Linked DNA regions of Homo sapiens: region 1 is linked to region 2. A link is a contact called in ENCODE Hi-C or POLR2A ChIA-PET data. All regions are on one chromosome and are shown on one strand. The core of a region is the stretch at or near the end of the contact, and the rest is flanking DNA. Distances in the headings are between cores, read along the strand shown.

Region 1 (5,006 bases), core at 2,019-4,518, 46 kb after region 2:
AGAATGATGAAGACTTTTCAAAATGACCCCCTCTAATGCTAATAGCCAAAAAAAAAAAACAACAAAAAACCCATATATATATAATATATATATATGGAATTAAAAAAACTCACCATCCTGGCCAACATGGTGAAACCCCATCTCTATTAAAAATACAAAAATTAGCTGGGCGTGGCAGCGCACGCCTGTAATCCCAGCTACTCGGGCGGCTGAGGCAGGAGAATTGCTTGAACCTGGGAAGCAGAGGTTGCAGTGAGTCAAGATCGCACCACTGCACTCCAGCCTGGCAACAGAGCGAGACTCTATCTCAAAAATTAAAATTAACATAACATAACATAAAATAAGATAAAATAAAATAAAATAAAAGCAAAGTGGCTGGGCATGATGGCTCATGCCTGTAATCCCAGCATTTTGATAGGCCAAGGTGGGAGGATTATTTGAGGCCAGGAGTTACAGACCTGCCTGGGTAACATAGGGAGACTGTGTTTTTATAAAAAAAATTTTTAAATTAGTCGGGCATGGTGGCACATGGCTGCAGTTCCAGCTACTTAGGAGGCTGAGGTGGAAGGATTGCTTGAGCCCAGGAGGTCAGGGCTGCAGTAAGCCATGGTCACACCACTGTACTTTTGCCTGGGCAACATAGCGAGACCCTATCTTTAAAAAAAGTGGTTGGTAGGCCGGGCGCAGTGGCTCACGCCTGTAATCCCAGCACGTTGGGAGGCCGAGGTGGGTGGATCACGAGGTCAGGAGATCAACACAATCCTGGCTAACATGGTGAAACCTCGTCTCTACTAAAAAAATACAAAAAATTTAGCTGGGCATGGTGGTCAGCGCCTGTAGTCCCAGCTACTCAGGAGGCTGAGGCAGGAGAATGACGTGAACCTGGGAGGTGGAGCTTGCAGTGAGCTGAGATCACGCCACTGCACTCCAGCCTGGGAGACAGAACAAGACTCCATCTCAAAAAAAAAAAAAAAAAAAAAGCGGTTGGCAGGGACAAAGTACCCAGACATTTCTCAGAAGACATACAAATGGTCAACAGCTATATGAAAAAAATGCTCATTGTCACTAATCATCAGGGAAACCAGATCAGACTGTGCAACATAGCAAGAGCTCACTTCTACTAAAAATAAAAATAGGCCAGGCACAGTGGCTCACACCTGTAATCCCAGCACTCTGGGAGGCCGAGGTGGACAGATCACCTGAGGTCAGGAATTTGAGACCAGCCTGGCCAATATGGTGAAACCCCGTCTCTACTAAAAATACAAAAGTTAGCTGGGCATGGTGGTGTGCACCTGTAATCCTAGCTACTCAGGAGGCTGAGGCAGGAGAATCGCTTGAACCCGGGAGGCAGAGGTTGCGGTGAGCTGGGATCACGTCACTGCATCCCAGTCTGGGCGACAAGAGCATAACTCTGTCTCTAAATAAATAAATAAATAAATAAATAAATAAGCTAGTCTCAGCTACTCAGGAGGCTGAGTTGGGAAGATCGCTTGAGCACAGCATATTGAAGCTGTAGTGGGCTATTAATGTGCCACTGAACTCCAGCCTGGGAGACAGAACAAGACCCTGTCTTCAAAAGAAAAAAAAAGAAAAACAAGCAGAGTAGAATGGTGGTTACCACGGGCAGGAGGAGTGGAGAGTATAAGAAAGAGGAGATGTTGATAAAAGAGTACAAAATTTCAGTTAGGAGGACTAAGCTTTAGTGCTCTACTGCACAGAATGGTGACTGTAATAAATAATAATTCACTGTATATTTGGAAATTGCTAAAATAATTTTAAGTGTTTTTACCACAAAAAAATGATAAGTATGTGAGGTAATTGATTTACTAATTGGCTTGATTTAATCATTCCACAATGTAAACATGTATCAAAACATCATATTGTACCCCACAAATATATACAATTATTATTTGTCAATTAAAAATAAAATTTTAGCCTGGGCAACACTGTGAGACCCCTATCTCCTAAAAAAAAACCAGCAGGTTGTGGTGATGCACCCCTGTAGTCCCAGCTACTTGGGAGGCTGAGGCAGGAGGATGGCTTAAGCCCAGGAGGTTGAGGCTGGAGTGAGCTGTGAAAGCACCAGTGCACTCAGCCTGGGCGACAGAGTGAGACCCTATCTCAAATAAAATATTTTTAAAAACTGAGAACCCCTCCCCTCTAAAAACCTCCAAAGAACTCCAAATGCAGCTTGAATGGGTTCCAACTAGTCAAATTGAGCCCAATTTGAACAATAAAAGAACCATTTAAAGCAATGGATTATAACCCATTGATTAAAATAGGAGTTGATACAGATACAAATAATGAATTAAAGCTTTGATGAGTAAGGGGATACTTACATAACCTCAAAGTGTCTCCCCACAAAATGCTAATTAATTTCAAAGGGAAAATTAGTAACTTTAGAATGGAGAAAACCGGCAGACCCCTTAATCACGTGATAGAGGTTTTCATTAATAATAGGACAAAAACAAATCAGCTGCTACTTAATAGAGTGCAACAAGAAAAACATGGCTTCAGTGACAGGAATGTCACAGAAGCATAGCCTGAACCTAGTCATGAGGAAACATTCAACAAACTCACTGAGGGACCTTCAACAATATAACTGTCAAGTAATTTTCAAAAGCGTCAAGGTCATGAAAATCACAGAAAAGTTGAGGAACCAATCAAGTGTGAAGGAGACTAAAGAACTTGAGATCCATATGAAATGTGTGATTGGATCTCTCTATAAAGGACACTGTTGGGACAACTGACGAAACCTGAGTGGCTGAAGTTCAGAACACGCTGCTCCAAAATATGCAGCTCTGGCATATGGACTATGCTGAGTTAAAGGCACTTGAACAACAGCAGGCACGGCTGGGTGTGGTGGCTCATGCCTGTAATCTCAGCACTTTGGGAGGCCAAGGTAGGCAGATCACTTGAGGCCAGGAGTTCAAGACCAGCCTGGCCAACATGATGAAACCCCGTCTCTACTTAAAATACAAAAATTCGCCAGGTGTAGTGGCACATGCCTGTAATCCCACCTACTTGGGAGGCTGAGATAGGAGGATCATTTGAGCCCAGGAGGTCGAGGCTGCAGACTGTACCACTGCACTCCAGCCTGGGTGACAGGGCAGGACATTGTCTCAAAAAAAAAAAAAAAAAAAAAAAAAGGTAAAGAAAAACAGCAGGCACAAGAATAATATGGCCTTTTTCTTTCTGAAAGCAGGAGAAAAAATTCCCACATCAAAGATATCCTCCCTATACCAGAAGGAAACTATCATTCTACATCAAGGACAGGAAATTGAGGTCAAGGGAAATCTGCACAAACGTTGTTAAATTAACTTTTATCTTCTTAGTCACTTCTCCACCCAATTAACCTACTCAAGCCCAAGTCCCTTTGTCTTCTCATTTTCAGTGTTCTACTCCTTGTCCAATTCAGTATCTAAGTGTTCAACATGAACTGCATCTTTGGGTCTTCATCCCTTATGAGGGCTCCACATCACGGAACTCTTATATTAAATAAATTTGTATGCTTTTCTCCTGTTAACATGTCTTTAATTCTCAAGCCCAACCAAAAAGCCCTAAGAGGATAAGGGTAAAATTTTGCCTCCCTTTCATAGTGTATCTTTGTTACTTTCCTGATATTTATGGTCATATTGTGGTTATGTAGGACAATGTTCTTGTTTGCAAGACGTACACACTAAAGTATTCAGGAGTGATGGGGCATCAATTTGGCAACTTACTTTTATTAAAATATTAGTAATGATTCTGAAAGTTCGGGATTATTCCAAATGTTAAAAAACTGTAAATCAGATCACACCCTATCTTACCTTCCAGTGACTTCCAAATAAATTCAGACAAAAAGCCGAAGTATGTACCATGGCTTACTGAAAGATTCTCCCTGAGGCCTGAAAGCTTGAAGAGATGAATAACTCCTCCCTTCTCAGGCCCAGTCCCAAGCTTGGGCCAGCAGCGTGGGTCAGCAAGACAGCAGAAGCAGGAAGAGAGCTGGCCGAAAGACACATACCCCCTTGAAGATTGAGGGGCAGGCCGTCCAGGTACTATGTAGCAGTTACATCAGACTGAGACACTTCCTGTTTACAGGAGACTATAAAACCCCTGCCCCATCCTCATTTGGTGCTAACGCCATTTTAGGCATCAGCCCACCTGCACCCAGGCGCTCATTAAAACAGTGTGTTGCTCCACACTGCCATGTTGTCTGCTGATGCACTCTCAGGGTTCGAGCCGATACAAGAACCTTTCATCTTACAACATCTACATGATTTGGGCCCTAGCTATTTCTCCTACCTCGTTTCTTAACATCTTCCCCTCACTCATTCCATTCCAGCCAAACTGGCCATACTGCTGTTCTTTGAACAGACCAAGCAATACATCTCAAACATACAGGCTTTGCACCTGTGGTTCCCTCTGCCTGGAACGCTTTCTCCCCGCTTCTACGTCTTTCCTCAAATGTCACTTTCTCAAAGAAGCTTTCTCTAACTGCTGTATAAAACAGCCACCTGACCCTTCCATTGCTCTTGATTCCCATGAGGCCCAGCTTCATATTATCTTCCTTGCATTTTTCATTACCACAATTATATAAAGGATGTTTTTCTGCCTTCCCCTATGAAAACAAGGACCTTGTTTTATTCACTGCTTTACCCCAGGTTCTTGGCACCTGGTAGGTACTAAATAGTTATTTGAATAGGGATGATAAATTGTATCTGTACAATTACTCTCTACACGTGATAATACCTAGCTCTCTAATTAGAGATATATCAACCCAACATCAAATTTATTCATGAATCAAAGGTAAGAATCCACAGATTTAGAATTCCACAGTGTGTCACGGTCAACAAAGAGGGGTTTGAGAAACAAACAGCTAAGCTTGTTCAACACCATTTCTCCCTAAAAAGATTCATCACAAGCCGTGAAGCTTCCCATACAAATAAGGGTCATCAAAGGTACTCAGACCTTAGGAGGCTCCTCTCCACAAAGAAATGCAGCTTTGAATCCTCACTTGCCCT
Region 2 (4,888 bases), core at 1,903-4,402:
TGAGGCAGGAGAATCACTTGAACCCAGGAGGCAGAGGTTGCAGTGAGCCAAGATCACGCCACTGCACTCCAGCCTGGGTGACAGAGCGAGACTCTGTCTTAAAAAAAAAAAATTGGTTAAAATGGGCCAGGTGCAATGGTTCACACCTGTAATCTCAGCACTTTGGGAGGCAGAGATCGGTGGATCACTTGAGCCCAGGAGTTCGAGACCAGCCCAGGCAACATGGCGAAACCCTGTCTCTGCAAAAAAAATACAAAAATTAGCCAGTTGTGCACGCCTGTAGTCCCAGCTACTCAGAAAGCTGAATTGGGAGGATCACTTGAGGCCAGGAAGCAGAGGTTGCAGTGAGCTGAGGTCACACCACTGCACTCCAGCCTGGGTGACAGAGTGACACTCTGTCTCAAAAAAAAAGTTAAAATGATAAATATTGTTATGTATATTCTACCAACATTTTTTTTGAAATAGGAAATATAAAACTGTTTCCACCAGCACATCACTCAGGTCAGAGAGAGCCACCAAGCAGCAGGCCTGCTAGGGGCACATGGATCTGAGAGAACAGCTGTCCTCAGGATAAGGGTGCTGGTGTCTGCAGAGCCCAAGGGGGCTGAATGATGGCAGTGAGTCTCTGGCAATACAGATGATACTGATTCTTCATAGAGTTAAACTCTGAGCCACGGTAGGCAGAGCCCAGCTCATGCTGGTCATTATGATAAAGTCCTGGGCGCAAGGAAGTGGGCACTCCACTGCAGAAAGAGTGGTGAACCTCAGACACCATGGAAAACAGAAGATTCACAAGACAGAATCCTGCTGCAAACATTTCCATAGGATGGGGACAGAAACATGTCTTTCAACTACCTGTGGTATCCACCAATCCTCTGATAAGAAAGGACTGAAGGCTCATGCCAGGGCCTACTGCACGCGACACAATGTTGTCCAAACAACAAGTGCCTGGGACTACTTACTGAACACTGCCCATAGCTCCAAGAAAAGTGTTACACATTTTTATCATTAATACTTTGGCATGAATTAGCTTGCTAAGCAGATAAGCAAGTTAATGACTTTCCAAGGCCCGAAGAAAGAAGATCCAGGTGAATAAGTTTTTGTTTTTTGTTTTTTGTTTTTGAGACGGAGTCTCACTCTGTCACCCAGGCTGGAGTGCAGTGGCGTGATCTCTGCTCACTGCAACCTCCGCCTCCCGAGTTCAAGCAATTCTCCGGCCGCAGCCTCTTGAGTAGCTGCGATTACAGGCACCCGCCACCAGGCCGGGCTAATTTTTGTATTTTTAGTAGAGATAAGGTTTCACCGCGTTGGCCAGGCTGGTCTCAAACTCCCAGCCTCAGGTGATTCGCCCGCCTCGTCCTCCCAAAGTGCTGGGATTACAGGCGTGAGCCTCCGTGCCTGGCCCCAGGTGAATAAGTTTTGTAGGAGACAGAGATAGTATTTAGGAAGAAGCAAGGGATAGAGCCTAAGTGGATAGCCAGAGTGAAGCCCAAGAGGGCTGGAGGCCGCAGGAGGGGAGGCTCTGAAATATCCAAAGGAAGCTCAGAGGGCACAAAAGAGAAGGTCTGGCTTCTTTCCAAACGTTAGTGTCCATGAAATGGAGCCATCTAACCTCCAGAGAGTAGCGAGAGCCTCTCATCAAATGCCCTTCCCTAGCTAAAGCAGGGGCCCTGGAGCCACAGTTACACTCAGGCAAGCTCATTCTCATTTTTAGGCCTTATTGATGTGTATAGGTAGCAATGATATGACAATGAGAGGAAAGACATTGGGACTTTGGAGCCAGTCTTCAGGATGAATCCTGCTTCTTCCACTTACTGGCTTAGGAATTACTTAAATTCCCTGAGAATCAGCTTATTCATTCATAGAATGGGTTAATATCAACTTAAGGTAACACCATATACCATGGTAATTCCTATTAGGTAAGTAGGTGCTATGGATTGGATATTTGTGACACCCACCCCACCCCACCCAGAATTCATATGTTGAAATTTAAACCCCAATGTGATGGTATTAGGAGGTAGGGCCCTTTGGGAGGTGATTAAGTCATGAGAGCAGAGCCCTCATGAATGGGGTTGGTGCCTTATAAAAGAGGCCCCAGAAAGCTCTAGCCCCCATTCTGCCGTCTAAGGATACAAGAAGTTGGCAGTCTGCAACTCATAAGAGAGCCTGCCATCAGGCCAGGGATGGTGGCTCATGCCTGTAATCCCAAAACTTCGGGAGGCCAAGGCAAGTGGATCAGTTGAGGTCAGGAGTTCGAGACCGGCCTGGCCAACATGCTGAAACCCGTCTCTACTAAAGATACAAAATTAGCTGGTGGCGCATGCCTATAGTCCCAGCTACGTGGGAGTCTGAGGCAGGAGAATCGCTTGAACCTGGGAGGCAGAGGTTGCAGCGAGCCGAGATTGCGGCACTGTACGCCAGCCTGTGCGACAGAGTGAAACTCCATCTCAAAAAACACACACAAAAAAAGAAGAAAGCCTGCATCAGAAGCCAACCATGCTGGCACCCTGATCTTGGACTTCCAGTCTCCAGAACTTTGAGAAATAAATTTCTGCTGTTTATAAGCCACCCAGCCTGTGATACCCTGTTAGGGCAGCCCACTGCCTACAACAGCAGGTAATACTTAATGCCGTGTCCAGCACACAGTTACATGTTCCATAGATGTTCATGTCCTTCTTCCATCCCTAATTCCAGTCCTGTGCTCTGCCTACCCTGGAGTGAGCATGTTGCTGTTTCATTTATTCTGCTCCCTGAATTTGAGATGTCAGAGGTCAGTGCCTTCTTTTTAGCCAGCACTGTAAGAATTTGTAGCCTTTATTTTCACACTGCCCCTCCTCTGAGGCTCTCTAAGGGCTTAGCAGCCTCCAAGGGGGAAATGTAAACAATTTCTATTTTACCAAGAGGGAAGCTGGAACACAATGCAAGATCAGCTGTTTTTCCCAAAAAAAAAAAAAAAAGAAATTTCAAATTTTCTTCCATTCCCATGGTTCATTCCACTGTGTAAACGGCTGTCCTGGAAACCAGCCAAGAGCAGCCAGCAATCGGGGACCATTGCGGGCTCCTGGGGACTGCTGAGCAGGGGCTGGCTGGAGGAAGATTTTCAGTCATCGCATCTTCTGCAACCCTCTCAGACTGCCCCTCCCAAATGATGACACGTTCAGCTCAAGAGTCATTTCATTCTGAAACAATTGCCAAGCACCAGGCGTGCCCAGCCTGTGGATAGGAATGAATGACGTGCTTCCTCTGATCTATGTCTGTCCCTTTGAGAAAACACTCACTGCTAAGTGATGTTAACCTCTTGTATCACCTCCTATTTTTAGCCTCTTGAGTGAGTGATAAATCAGGTTATAATCTGACAGGATGTTTAAAGACATATTAGAATCAAATTAAATGACAGGGCCTCAGACATCATACACACTTTTAAAGAACAGAGCCAGAACACATTATCCCCGCCCAGTTTCAATGCATACCCATTGAAACCTAGTTTTTGTAAAAGGACTTGGCTTATGTCATAAGGTTGACTCTAAGATTAACTATGTCTCCTCCAATTTTAATCAAGCCCCATGTACCCAGCCAGCTCATTCCAAAAGCTGGAGACCGAGATGATTTCTCTGGAATATTATCATTATGCTGTGAGCTCAGACACTGCTGGTAGAAACCATACTCTCATCCATATCTGTAGGGAGCACCTACTTCATGACAGCCACTGCCTGAGGCACTGTGGGGACAGTGGTGAACACAGAAGACATCATTCTTACCCTTGTGGAGCTAGCTTAGTGAGGAGATAGATGTTAAGCAAACAACCCAATAAATAAATGGCTGGGTCACTGGGTTCCACTGCTGAAATTATGCTATTTGGCGTCTGTTTTAGTCTCTCTCTTCATCCATCCCTTATAGCTGTCTTCTATTTGGCTTCATTTTCCATAAGATTCTACATGACTAAGGTGGCCACTTGCAGCTCCTGACTACTGCGGTGCTAATGAATGATGACCCCAGAGCAATGACTGTCCCCAGAGTACCACCAAAGTTTCAAGGAGGAGGCTGACTGGCCCGATTCAGATCACTTGCCCGTTCCTGGACCCATTGTGGAGAACTGCAGAAGAAATAATCCGGCCAGCCCAGGTCGCATGCACACTCTCAAGGTGGGAAGAGGGAGGGGTGGTGTTGGTGCCCCCGGCACCTTATGGCAGAGCAGGATTCCGATGGCACAGGAGAGAGTGGTTTCCCAAATGAAAGGATGGTAGCTAGTGAATGTTTGTCCACAAGTGTTAGAGAGTTGATGTTTAAAGTTGGTCAAGTCAAAGAAGAAAAGAGGCAGCACTGTAAATTGTGGGTTTTTTTGGTGTTTCTTCCACCTCGTCTTGAGTTGTGCAACATGGTAGAAAGAGAGAGGCCTTCAGAACCAGGCAGATGTGGGCCCACATCCTGCCCCCATCACTTCTTAGTGGCTATGTGGCCTTGTGCAAGTCATCTAACCCTCTCTGAGACAGTTCCTTGCTGGTATCATGGCAATAGAAGCTCCGTATGGGAAGATGAAGTGATAGGATTTTTTTTTTTTTTTTGAGTTTTGCTCTGTCACCCAGGCTGGAGTGAAGAGGTGCGATCTCGGCTCACTGCAACCTCCACCCCCCAGGTTCAAGCAATTCTCCTGCCTCAGCCTCCCAAGTAGCTGGGATTATGGGTGCCTGCCACTAAGGCCAGCTAATTTTTGTATTTTTAGTAGAGACGGGATTTCACCATGTTGGCCAGGCTGGTCAAGTGACAGAATTTAAAGAAGTAGGCCAGGCGTGGTGGCTCATGCCTGTAATCCCAGCACTTTGGGAGGCCAAGGCAGGCAGATCACGAGGTCAAGAGATAGAGACCATCCTGGCCAATATGGTGAAACCTT

Evidence for each region. A loop is a pair of places that touch in the nucleus more often than their neighbours do. ChIA-PET counts read pairs that join two places held with the same protein, here RNA polymerase II (POLR2A). Pooled maps may share reads with other maps.
Region 1: a map of naive thymus-derived CD4-positive, alpha-beta T cell shows a loop between it and region 2 (2.3-fold over the local background). The contact joins two enhancer-like sites. A Hi-C loop is called at or near these places in 3 of 168 maps with a recorded cell type or tissue (K562, endothelial cell of hepatic sinusoid and naive thymus-derived CD4-positive, alpha-beta T cell) and 5 of 50 pooled maps. POLR2A ChIA-PET finds 5 or more read pairs at or near these places in 9 of 52 experiments (AG04449, AG04450, GM12878 and 6 more).

The regions. Positions count from the first base shown.
Region 1 is chr12:94,984,668-94,989,673 of GRCh38, forward strand. All of the region lies in intron 3 of NDUFA12 (NADH:ubiquinone oxidoreductase subunit A12), which reads right to left. Among named protein-coding and RNA genes, the nearest start is that of NDUFA12, 17 kb to the right of the region's middle. RefSeq lists an enhancer at 4,694-5,006. Within about 2 kb of position 3,269, at least 2 of the 41 ENCODE cell types and tissues checked have a DNase peak (open chromatin) inside an H3K27ac peak, as active enhancers do.
Region 2 is chr12:94,938,464-94,943,351 of GRCh38, forward strand. No RefSeq gene overlaps it. Among named protein-coding and RNA genes, the nearest start is that of NDUFA12, 63 kb to the right of the region's middle. RefSeq lists a silencer at 3,092-3,141. Within about 2 kb of position 3,153, at least 4 of the 41 ENCODE cell types and tissues checked have a DNase peak (open chromatin) inside an H3K27ac peak, as active enhancers do.